2 separate regions of the Homo sapiens genome follow, and region 2 is linked to region 1. Evidence: chromatin loops called from intact Hi-C (ENCODE). Cell type or tissue: sigmoid colon. All regions are shown on one strand. Links, peaks and the distances in the headings refer to the core of each region. The heading gives the core; the rest is flanking DNA. Region 1 overlaps HDAC4 (histone deacetylase 4). Region 2 overlaps HDAC4 (histone deacetylase 4).

Evidence for each region. Hi-C counts contacts between places; a loop is a spot of excess contacts. Peaks named below come from ENCODE experiments on the same cell type or tissue, not always from the same donor. Only the 100,000 strongest peaks of a DNase experiment are listed, where the experiment ranks them.
Region 2: it touches region 1 in a loop (2.9-fold over the local background); 2 of 110 quality-filtered maps call a loop at or near these places.

What each region holds. Positions count from the first base shown.
Region 1 is chr2:239,306,870-239,312,232 of GRCh38, reverse strand. The region is part of intron 2 of HDAC4 (histone deacetylase 4); the gene reads left to right. Among named protein-coding and RNA genes, the nearest start is that of MIR4269, 4.1 kb to the right of the region's middle. RefSeq lists enhancers at 827-1,327, 4,022-4,668. In sigmoid colon, for the core only: no CTCF peak of the experiment used is centred there; DNase peaks (open chromatin) are centred at 812, 1,702, 2,922, 3,372 and 5 weaker places; H3K4me3 peaks cover 4,318 bases; H3K27ac peaks cover 2,599 bases.
Region 2 is chr2:239,108,699-239,114,061 of GRCh38, reverse strand. HDAC4 (histone deacetylase 4) reads left to right here. Exons shown (of 27, transcript NM_001378414.1): 14 at 2,350-2,536. Among named protein-coding and RNA genes, the nearest start is that of MIR4441, 25 kb to the right of the region's middle. In sigmoid colon, for the core only: no CTCF peak of the experiment used is centred there; DNase peaks (open chromatin) are centred at 689, 1,457, 2,191, 3,221 and 2 weaker places.

The sequences.
Region 1 (5,363 bases), core at 218-5,217:
GTAGCGTGGGTGGCTGGCTGGCCTGGTGTCCTGCCCTGCCCAGGGGTGCCCCTGCCCGCCCCTCCTTCCAGGTTGCAGTGTGGTAGGTGGCACCTTGGTGGCCAGTGTTTTGTGATGGTGACAGTGATGTCAGCGCCGAGGTTCCTCAAGTCTAAACTGAGATGATCTGGTGTGATTTTTCTTGGCTTTCAATTTTTGGGTAAGGCTTTTAGTGGGCATTCTTCTCTGTTTCCCCTTCCTCATGTTAGTCTAGGGCCCCAGGGAACCACAGAACCCCTGCTCTGGAAGGAACCTTTAGAGGAACCCGTTCTGAGCTCTTCCTTTCACAGGAGATTGCTCAGAGCTGCCCCGTGGGCTGCCCAAGGCCTCTTAGGTCAAGGACCCTGCTGGCTCCGGTCCAGACTTCTCCCTGCCATGTCACCGTGAGGAAGCACCGCCCCATCACTGTTCCATGATCATTGTAACACCTGCCATTAAAAAGCACGGGAGCTTCGTGTCAGAATGTAGTTTAAAATGTGTTGTAATGTTTGCGTAGAACAGAAACTTGAAGTTTTGTGAGAAACGGAGTCCCCTGTGTGTGGTTTTGGAGGGGCTGAGCTGTCCTTTCCTGTCATGGGTCACAGTGTCCCTCTCCCCCTCACCCATGAAATAATGACAGCGGCCTCCATTCCTACAAAGTCCTCAGTCGCGGGTGCCGTTTTATATCGTAAATCTGTCATCTTCAACTGGATGGTGTAACACTTGGATTCTACATTTCCCGGATGCTTGGAAAGGAGTGCCAGGAGTTATGTGTTCTGCGGATCAGAACAGCTGACGCCGGCTGAGGACACTTCATCCACTGTTTGCTCGGCGCTTGACAAATGCTACCCAGTCTAACGGTGAGCGTCGGGTGTCTCCGGGCTTGGTGCCTGCTTGTGCCACACATCTCAGTGCCATGCAAGACCAGCATGCCAGTGACACAGCAGGGGACACGTGGAGTTCAGGCTGCTGAGAGCTCGGAAGGGGCCAGGCCGTCCCCCTGGCCCTAAGGCTGCAAGGCTCTGCCCTGGAGCTGCAGAGCTAACACCTCACTCTGCGGGGTTGTAAAGTGGAGCTGATGCTGCTTGACCCCACAAAAGCTCACAGGCCTTTTAGGTGCCTGTTAATGCTGGAATGAAACCACAGGTAGCCAAGAAGGCCTGCCTGTCAGACCGCGACCGCGCAGATCTCAGCAGAATGTTTAAAAGGCGCTCTCTGCAGTTTTGGAATTGTGGCGCTGCTCTTGCTTAGTATTAGGGCTCAAGCAGGTTAACGTCAGGGTTCGTTTTCTTAAATGGCCGGTGGCCGTGGTGGTGTTGGACGTGGCTAACCTGGCACAGGGCAGCAGAGATCCAGGTGTCAGGCCAGTGGAAGGGTTGAAGCCTCTCACCAGCATGTCTGTTTTGGAGGGAAGTGTTGGACATTGAGTGAGGCCCCTCTGCACTCAGCGACCCTGCCCTGTGCTCCCAGACCCAGTTTTGGGTCTGCTTGGTTGGCATCAGGGTCCTGGCCCTTTCTGTGTTTTGGGACCTCTGTTTGCTTATCATATTTGCATCATTGCCTTTACTCCCTGGGGGGCAGAGGGGGGAGCTCCTGAAGCCATTTAGCCCTGCCAGCCTGGGTCTGCCCTTGTGCCTGTGCTGTGTTCTTTCTGCCTGGCAGTCCTGCCCTACGCAGTCTCATGGAGGCAGGGCTCATGGGAGGGGCCTTCCCTTGGCCCCAGCCATCCCCCCGGGAACATCACACTCTCTCACAGACACACTGTGGCCATTTTCTGTTGAAGCTACTCTGTGAAACATTCTCTATACTTGGTTCGGGGGGGAGCAAAATCCAGAATCTGCTAAACACCAATGCTGTCACTCAGAGTTTGTGTATCTGCTGTCTGTGGAGCTCTGGACCAGGCTTGAGGGACGCCTGGGGTTTCCACCCACATCTGGGGCAAACCAGACCCCCAAGTCACTGACATGTCGGTTTTTCTACTAATCACGTTGGCTTTGGCAATTCTGTATATAATAAGAAGTATTGTGTTCTCACTTGCACTTGGGCAGAACGGTTCACTCCAAGGCTGAATGACTGCCACGGACCATTCCCCCAGCAGGGGGTCCTGGGGTTTAGTGGTTTGATTCTGAGCACCTCTACGCACAGAGCCCCTTAGTGGGTTCCCTAACTGGACGGCTAACCCTGCTGTGGAATCTGACTTTTTCTGGACCGAAGAGGACAGGCTGCTCTGGAGAAACTCCTTGGGCCTTGTGCCTGATGCTGGCTCGGGCCACCCTGGCCACCCTCCCTTCATGCCCCATGGGACCAGGCAGCAGCATGGGAGGGGGCAGCTTCCAGAACACCCTTCTGCTAGGGGCTGCTGGCCTCCCTGCTGGCACGGCCACATCCATGGTCTGAGTGTGTGGTTGGAATGTTTTATCAACACCAGTCCTCACAGCTTCCCCAGATGAGCGAAGGGGAAGGGGATGGTGTGTGGGGGGATTGCCTCCCTTGAGGCCCCCCAGCTCCCAGGATACTTGCTGGCGGAGCTCTGCCTGCGGTGGAGGCCCTATGACTTGACCTCCATCTTCTCCCTGGGCCCCTCGCTGGCCCTCACTGGCAGGGGCTCCTGCACGCCTGCAAGGCCAGAGCCTCCCGCCAGGTGCAGGAGAAGTAAATGCAGGCCAGAGATAAATCGTATTTCCCTCTAACTCGGATGTGGAGTGAGAGGAAGGAAGCAGGAGTGGAGCTGAGTGTTAGTGAGAGGTGGCTGAGAAGGCGGGGTCCCGCTTCTTGCTTCCTTGGGCATTTGCTGTAGGTGCTGGGTTTCAGCCTGGAAGGGTGCAGCCTCTGCACTAAGTCTGGTTTGGTGAACGTTCATGGCCCCCAATATAAACAGTGTTCTGGGCGTTCTTTGTGACTCTCGAGCCGAAACACTGTGGTGATCTCTCGTATCATCTGCTTGTTATGTAATGTGACAACATGGATATGAAATAGAAACCAGATGTCAGGGTGGAGCGGCTGAATTCTTCCCCAGCGAGGCCGCCGGGAGAGCAGGACTTGGGTTTCTCCTGAGTTACGGCGCCGAACGCCCTGAGAAAAACGCCTTTGGAGCAGTTTCCGGGATTAAGCGAAAGTCTGGGCTGAAGGTAAAGCACCAAGTCAGTACGATTAACTCTTTTTTAAGAAACTTGTAAGGGATTTTCTGTGCTGTTATGTAACTGCTCAGTGTCTTCCAGCGAGCCGGCGGCTTGTTATCAAGAATCCGTTTAGAATGTTTGAACTCAGCCTCTGGGGGAGCTGGGAGCACTGTGGCACCTCCAGGGGCCTGCAGCGTGCTTCCGAGGGCTTGGGTGTAGAGGAAGGGGAACCCGTCTTTCGCCTGTGACAGCCTTGCCCTTGGGTCTGGGAGCAATGAGGACTCGGAACGTGAGCCTCCTGCTACAGGTACAGGCCCTGGGGGAGTGAGGGCGCTGGCGGACAGCAGTCTTGGCACTTCACGTTAGCAGATTCGGAGTTTCTGCAGCGGCTGAACCCCTGCACTGGGCTGGAAGGGGGGGACACCCGGAGGCCTGTTAACCACACTCTGCCTGGACTACACCATGAACATAGATCTTTGTGCTTTTGAAATACAAAAAACGAGCTCACCTGGATACGAAGTGTGGTTCCGGAAGCAGTATCTGGCTGTGGATGGAGGTTATGTATTCCACCAACGATATCTTCATTATTGTTATTTTCCTTTGGTAGCTGATCTTTCAGAGAGATCTGCAGATTCCTCACTTTGCTAAGAAGACTCTCTGAAAACAGGAAGCTAAGGAACTCCTCACTCCCAAGTTGATTACAGCCTCATGGAAGTGTGGAATTCTTATTAGGAAAGCCTGTTGCTGAGTACCAAGCAGGTTATCCTCTTGTCCCGTGTCACCAGGGGGCCAGCTTGATGAGGAAGAAAGTGACCCTGGCTCCCTCGTGTCCCCAAGGCAGTGGACTCCCCCCCGGGTCTCTAGCTCTCTTGTCCCTAAGCTGATAGCTCATCGTCAAGGAGGGCTTCCTGCACGCTGACCACCCCCATCTCACAGATGAGGAAGCTGGGGCCCAGGGAGGGTGAGTGATGGGGTGTAGGAAGGGTGAGTGACAAGGCCCAGAGAGGGCTTGTGATGGGCCCGGCTCTCACCGTTGGGGGTGGGATGGGCCATCCTTGGCTCCTCGCAGCTCGTTGCTGTGTGGCCACTCATTGCTGTGTGGCCGCTCACTTTGGGGGGGATGGGGACACTTTGCTGGCTGTTGCTGCCGGGCCTTGTGTTCCGTTTTCAGGTGGAGATCAGGAATTCTGAGATAGTGGCAAAACGTGATGTGGCTCGGGGTGCGTGGAGACGTGTGTGACAGTCCCCAAATCCACAGTGGCTGTGGGGTGGCGTTTCAGGCTGGGAAACCCTCTGGAAAGAAAGCACGAAACACTCCGACATCCTCATTCCATTTTGCTTGTTCTAAAAGAGAACTTGAAGAAAATCATCCCAGCAGCATTTGCTTAGACCAAGTGCGGTCATGAGAACGTCATCTGAGTGAGGAGGGCTTCTCTTGCATGCGTTTTCTTGAGCAGGAGTTGTCGTTTGGCTATTTGGAAAACCAAGTTTAGGGTCCCTGGTGAGTCTGCGAGGTCCAGGAAGCAGACACTCACTTTATCTAGGTGAGAGGACGGAGCTGCAGAGATGGGCCTTAGTGACCACTGGGCCCTCGTATCTCTGGCAGGTCCCTGATTAGTGGTGGGAGGGGGGTTCCCTTTTGTAGCCACTTGGTCTTTTGACAGCTTGGGGTACCCATCCTTCAAGCCCCTCTCTCCTGGGGCCCAGTGGCCGCCTCTGGGCATCACGGAGAGCCGCTCTTGTGTTGGGGCCTCCGGCTCCTCGGCTCTCTGCTTCTAAACAGAACACCCTCTTGTTTCTGAAAGTAGCCCATGGTCCCCTGAGGGTCCTGAGCACAGCCCCCACTCATCTGAGGATGACCATTGGGGCACGGAGCCTGCCCCAGGCCCTGGGCTTTGTGCCCAGGGCTCTCTTCTCCCTCCCTGTCAGGGTTTCCAGACCCCTCGTGGGCACCCAGGATGGACGGCAGGCACAGAGCTGGAGGGTGTGGCCTGAGATGGGCCATCCGGACGACTCGGGCCTCTGGGCTCACCAGAGTGCTGAATGAAGGCCGGAGGGCGAGAGTGGGAAGGATGGCATCACCCACCCTGCCGGTGGCCCCTATGGTCCTGCGGCTCCTGCTGCTTCTGGGTTACCCTGGGCCCAGGGTGCAGGCGCCCTTGGGGAGGTGCACACGGGAGGCTCAGGCCCTCCTTGGACATTCCTGAACGCCCCCATGCATCCCTG
Region 2 (5,363 bases), core at 145-5,144, 200 kb after region 1:
ACCTAGACCCAAGCCTGCCACACACGGGATCAGTGCTCAGTGGTCTCCAGAGGCTTCTGGGTCAGGAGCCCTTCTCCACCGAGCTTCCCCCAGTGGCTGGCATTGGGTGCTATTTCTCCTTCTTGTTCAGAGGGGGGCCTGTCTCTAATTTCTGGGCCTTCTTAATTAGCACCCCGGGCACTAAACACTACAAAGCCCAGCAGAACTAACGCTTGGCAAAGACAGAGAGAGAAAGCCCCGGGCCTCTCTGGCACACACACGGTGCTTCATGGTGAACACTCGTCCACAGGTCCTGTCCGACAGGCCCAGGGTGGGGGCCTCTTCCTGTGGTCGGGCCTTGTAAGTTGATGAAGATCTGAAATTCAGTGTGCTATTATTAGGCTGATAAGAAATGGGAAACTATTTACATTAATAATTTTTAGGGCTAGTTTCTCATAGATCAGCCTTTACTTTGAGAAAAAGAGGCTTGTTATATTCCAAGCATGAGATGATTATTAGAAACACTTATTTTCTGTTCTCTCTGGAGAGTAATAGGCAGAACCCCTTATCAGGGAAACGTCGTAGTACACGGAGCAATTTGCCGAGGTAAACATAAGGCGGGGCACCTCCAGCCCGCGTCGGGGAGGATTGCTTATTAACCACTTAACCGCGTGGGGCCCACGGCAATCCCAGCTGAATTTGGTCAGCAGCAGACTGGGGGCCTGTGGGTGCTGGCTCCTGCTCCAGCTCCTGCTGCAGCTCCTCCCACTGTCTCAGGGCTTCCTTCTTCTCTGCTCCCTCCTGGCTCTGATTCCTTTTGTGTGTGTGTGTGTGAGACAGAGTCTCACTCTGTTGCCCAGGCTAGAGTGCAGTGGTGCCATCTCAGCTCACTACAGCCTCCGCCTCCTGGGCTCAAGCAATTATTCTGCCTCAGCCTCCCAAGTAGCTGGGATTACAGGCACCCACCATCACGCCTGGCTAATTTTTTGTTTGTTTGTTTGTTTTGTTTGTTTGTTTTTTTGGAGAGATGGGGTTTCACCATTTTGGCCAGGCTGGTCTCGAACTCCTTACCTCAGGTGATCCACCCGCCTCAGCCTCCCCAAGTGCTGGGATTACAGGCATGAGCCACCACGCCCAGCCTGATTCCTAAAGGCAGGACAGATCGGAGCCTGGCCGGGTAGCTCTGGTTTCCCCCAGTGCTGGCAGCACAGGGCTGGGCTCTGCCTTCATACAGGAGCTGGGATGTAGGTACCTGGTTTTCCATGTTCACAGGATTTGTTCATCAAAACTAAGACAGGATTGGCGCAGAGCTCCCAGCAAGGAGGCGCCCGGCTTTCTTTGTGCCTCGGCCTGGGTGGCAGGTTGCTGTGCTCTCCCTCAGCTGCTGTCTGGGGAGAGGCTTGGCAGCTGTGACCTCATCTCTGCCCTGCTCCCTCCACTCCACTCTGCCTCGTATGGGGGTTTGCACCTCAGCCTGTTCCCAGAATCCCTCAGGGTGTCCCAGGCCCCTGGCTGAGTGCCCCCCCCACACACAGAGCCCAGCCCAGCTCCATCTCATCAGAGAGGCACATCCCCACCAGCAGGCCTGCTCTAGGCCCCAAAGGTCCTGGGTGCCCAGAAGCTGATGGGCTGTTACTGCTTTTAGCCTGCACGAGGGTGTGTGGGATGTGAGACCAGGGAGGGGAGCGGCTGCAGATGAAGCCCAGTTGGCACTTTCAAGTCTGAGAGCCGATGGTGCTTTCTCGCCCAAGTTTGGCATGCAGATTCAATGCTGTTGGTCAGAACTAAGACCCACAAACCCAACAAGGGGGTTGGGCTTCGTGCCCACTCACCGTATGTGTGTGGTATGGCAGAGTGGACGCTGTGGTCCCCACATCTACATGGCCTTCGCATATCCCCCAGTGAAACCAGCGAGGGCCAGGCTGCCGCCCCAGCAAGAGCTTCTCTCCACACCTGCCAGGCCCTACTCCCCTGCACCTGCTCCAGGCTGCTCCTGGCTCAGCACCTCCTCAGAGAAGCCCTCCTTGATACCCCATACTGGGCCAGGCCTCCCTGGGACCCCCTGACTCAACCTGTGTTATCCTGTTAACGTAACCCATGGCAGGATCCCACGTGGACAGCCTGCCTTCCCTAGAGAGACCGTCCTGGGAGGCAGAGCCTGTGCTGGCCTCGTTCTTGGCTCTGGGCCCACTCAGGCTTCAGGGCACTCACAGGGAAGGCCTCTCCACGCAGCTGGCCTCCCGGCATCCTTGTGGCCCATGTATGGCCTGTGCGTGGACGGGAGACTTGCAAGAGAGGGCAACCCCTAGCCCTGCAGCCCAGGGGCGGGAGACATCCGCAACCGCCAACACGGCCGTTTCTTCCCCGCAGCAAGCCCTCCTGCTGGAGCAGCAGCGGATCCACCAGCTGAGGAACTACCAGGCGTCCATGGAGGCCGCCGGCATCCCCGTGTCCTTCGGCGGCCACAGGCCTCTGTCCCGGGCGCAGTCCTCACCCGCGTCTGCCACCTTCCCCGTGTCTGTGCAGGAGCCCCCCACCAAGCCGAGGTTCACGACAGGTAACACGTGGCCTTTGTGCAGCCTGAGGGTGCAACGCGGGCCACAGTGGGCACAGCGCGGGGGGCTCTTCCCGGCCCAGCTCTGCAGAGGCTGAGGAGGGGCTGGGCAGGCACGAGGGCCACGCTGGATGGTGGGGACCACACAGGTCTGTCACAGAGGCCCTCTCCCCGCCCTACACCCCACACCTTCAGTTCTGTCATGCTGGGGACCTGTCACGGGCTCACTTGCCCACTTTCCTGTCCCAGAGACCCATGGTCTCCTCCAAGAACAGTCCACAGCCCATGCCCGTGGGGCCATGAGAACCTACAGCTTCTGGTCCGGCTCAGGAATCATGAGCCCACGCTTCTCCGCTTACTCCCTCACACTTCGCCCACGTCCACAGCGTTGACGCTGAGGCTCCAGTGACAGGGCTGTGAATGGCTGGCGGGGGGCTGTGATTACACGAGAGCAGAGCCCGGGACCCCTGGGACACGCTGTGGGAGCCACACGTCCTCTGTCTGTGCCATCCCTCATACCATCCTCACCCCGGGGAGGCGATCTGCCAGCAGGGGTCCTTGGTTTTCCCTCACAAGAAGGAGGCAAGTAAGGCGTCCACCACGGCTGAGGAGGCAGGAGGGGCCGGGCCCTGGACTTGTCTGCCTGGAGCTAGCCAGAGCCGGGGAGGAGACTGCTGTCCTGGGCCGCCCCGCCACCCAGCCACCCCTGCAGGGGAGAGGAGGGAAGGAGGGCTGGCTTCTGGCAGGGCTTGCCTCTGAGACAAGCACAGAGGCAGGAGCGCTCTTCATGTTGTTATGATCTAATATTTCTTGTTAATGACGCACTAAGAAAAATGTTCTGTAAATACAGCACGGCTTCATTCTTCAGATGATTCTCATCACGTGGCTTAGTGTTCTGCAGTCTGCGAGGTTCTCACTCTCAGGTCTTAGAAGGATGCTATTCATATTCAGAGACAAATTTCCAGAGTAGGTATCCAGCAAGTAAAATGCTGCTTCTCAGAAAGAAAACCATGGAAGGTCACAGGAGCAGCCAGATGACCCACTCCACAAGTCCTGGGCAGCTGACTGCAATAAGTGTGTTCTTGAAAGAATGCAGCTCAGACAAGGGAGACCCCAGTCACCGCCACCAAGGAGAATCCTCCCACTAAGCTGGCCCACCCTGGCTGGTCCCAGGAGACTTGCAGGGAGTCCCGCTTCGTTGGTGTCCTTTCTTAGTTTGTCTTGATTACTTTTTAAACAAATTTATAAAACAGTACATGTTCATTGTAAAGAAAAACATGATAGAAACCCACAGGAAATGCCGTTTGCCCGTAATGCCACTCCCCAGTGGTGGCAGGTTGTTAGTATTTGCTTTAAACCTTCCAGATCTATTTCTGTGCATAGCCAGATGGACAGATAGACACAAACATAATTTGTTTCACAGAGACGGGACTCTGTTGTGTCTGATGCTTTCTGTTAGTACCTCACACTCTCAGCCATCTTCCCGTGTCCGTGCACAGCGACGCAGTGCGTTCCTTTAGCCACGTGGTCTCCTGGCTGGCTCTGCCACCCTCAGCTGTGTGGGCTTTGCCGCTTCTCCATCTCTCTACGCTCCAGCTTTTCTGTCTGTAAAGGCAGTAAAGCAGGTGTCTGCCTCGTAAGTTCCAGCCGTGTGCTTAGTAAATATTAGCGCACGTGACCTTATCATGATGATTCCACTGTAGGGGCAGTCCCCATTCCTTGTATCCGTGAGCAACTGGTTGTTTCTGCACACACACTTACGTATTTCACGGGGCAGTGTCCGTCATTGCCTATGTGTCTGTGTTGCCATTACAAACTCCCAAGCACAGCCATGCCCACACACAGTGTACTGATTGTGAGTCCTAGTTTCATTGACTCCTGTAAGCCTGCACCTACCCTGATGCTTTTTTTTTTTTTTTACCAGAAGTCCCATCCCACAGCACTGTTGTGCAAGTACCTCCAGAATTCCTCAAGTGCAGGAGACTGACTCCTGTTAGCCTGACTCACAAGAGGCTGAGCCAGGAAGTATGGGAACTAATATGCACCAAGTGTATCCTGTAGCTGGACCCTGCAAACACTGGACCACCTTGAATCTCAGCTCCCCTTGGCTGGGGATGCTGCCTGTGTTCCCAGTAATAGGAACACAAGTGGGGAGGGCCGCATCCTGGGCCAGCACACTGAAGCAATAGAGCAGGTCTGTCTGGGCAGCTTGCCCAGGCTCTTCACCGTGCGCCCCGCCCTTATCAGCCTGGATGAACCCACATTAGCACAGGTGCCCCTGGCCAGTGACCTGCCTGCGGAAGGCGTCTGTTCACCCAGCCTGGCCTTCCCTTTGTTAAGTCCTGGAAGACCAGGTGTGTGCAGCACAGACATGTCCCGGCAGGGCCTCGGGGCAGCCCTCCTGCCAGGTGTCACCAGGGGCCAAGGCCTGGTGAGAAGGGGCCGGGGCAGAGCTGTGCCCCGGAGGGCCACCTGGCCTTCCCTCGCATCTCTAGCCTCTGCAGACAGGTCAGATACTCTCCCCTTCACAGCGGTCCCACGTATGCTGACTGAGACAGGGTGGCATCCAACACGGGTTCAGGCACATTGCCTTTCCTGCTGCAGAGCCCCAGGCTGCCGGCCCAGTTGGTTCTGGGGCCCCCACCAGGAGCCTCTTCTGTGGCTGCCGCACCCTGGGGGCCCGTCCATGCTGAGCTCAGTGCTGTGGTGAGCACATGGCTGGCCTCTTTTCACAGTCAGAGGTTAAGTAGACCTGTGTACATGGGTTTTGCGTGTGTTTTCTAGCATATGTGTTCCAGTCCCTCTGGAAGTTTCTAAAGGCAGAGCTCGA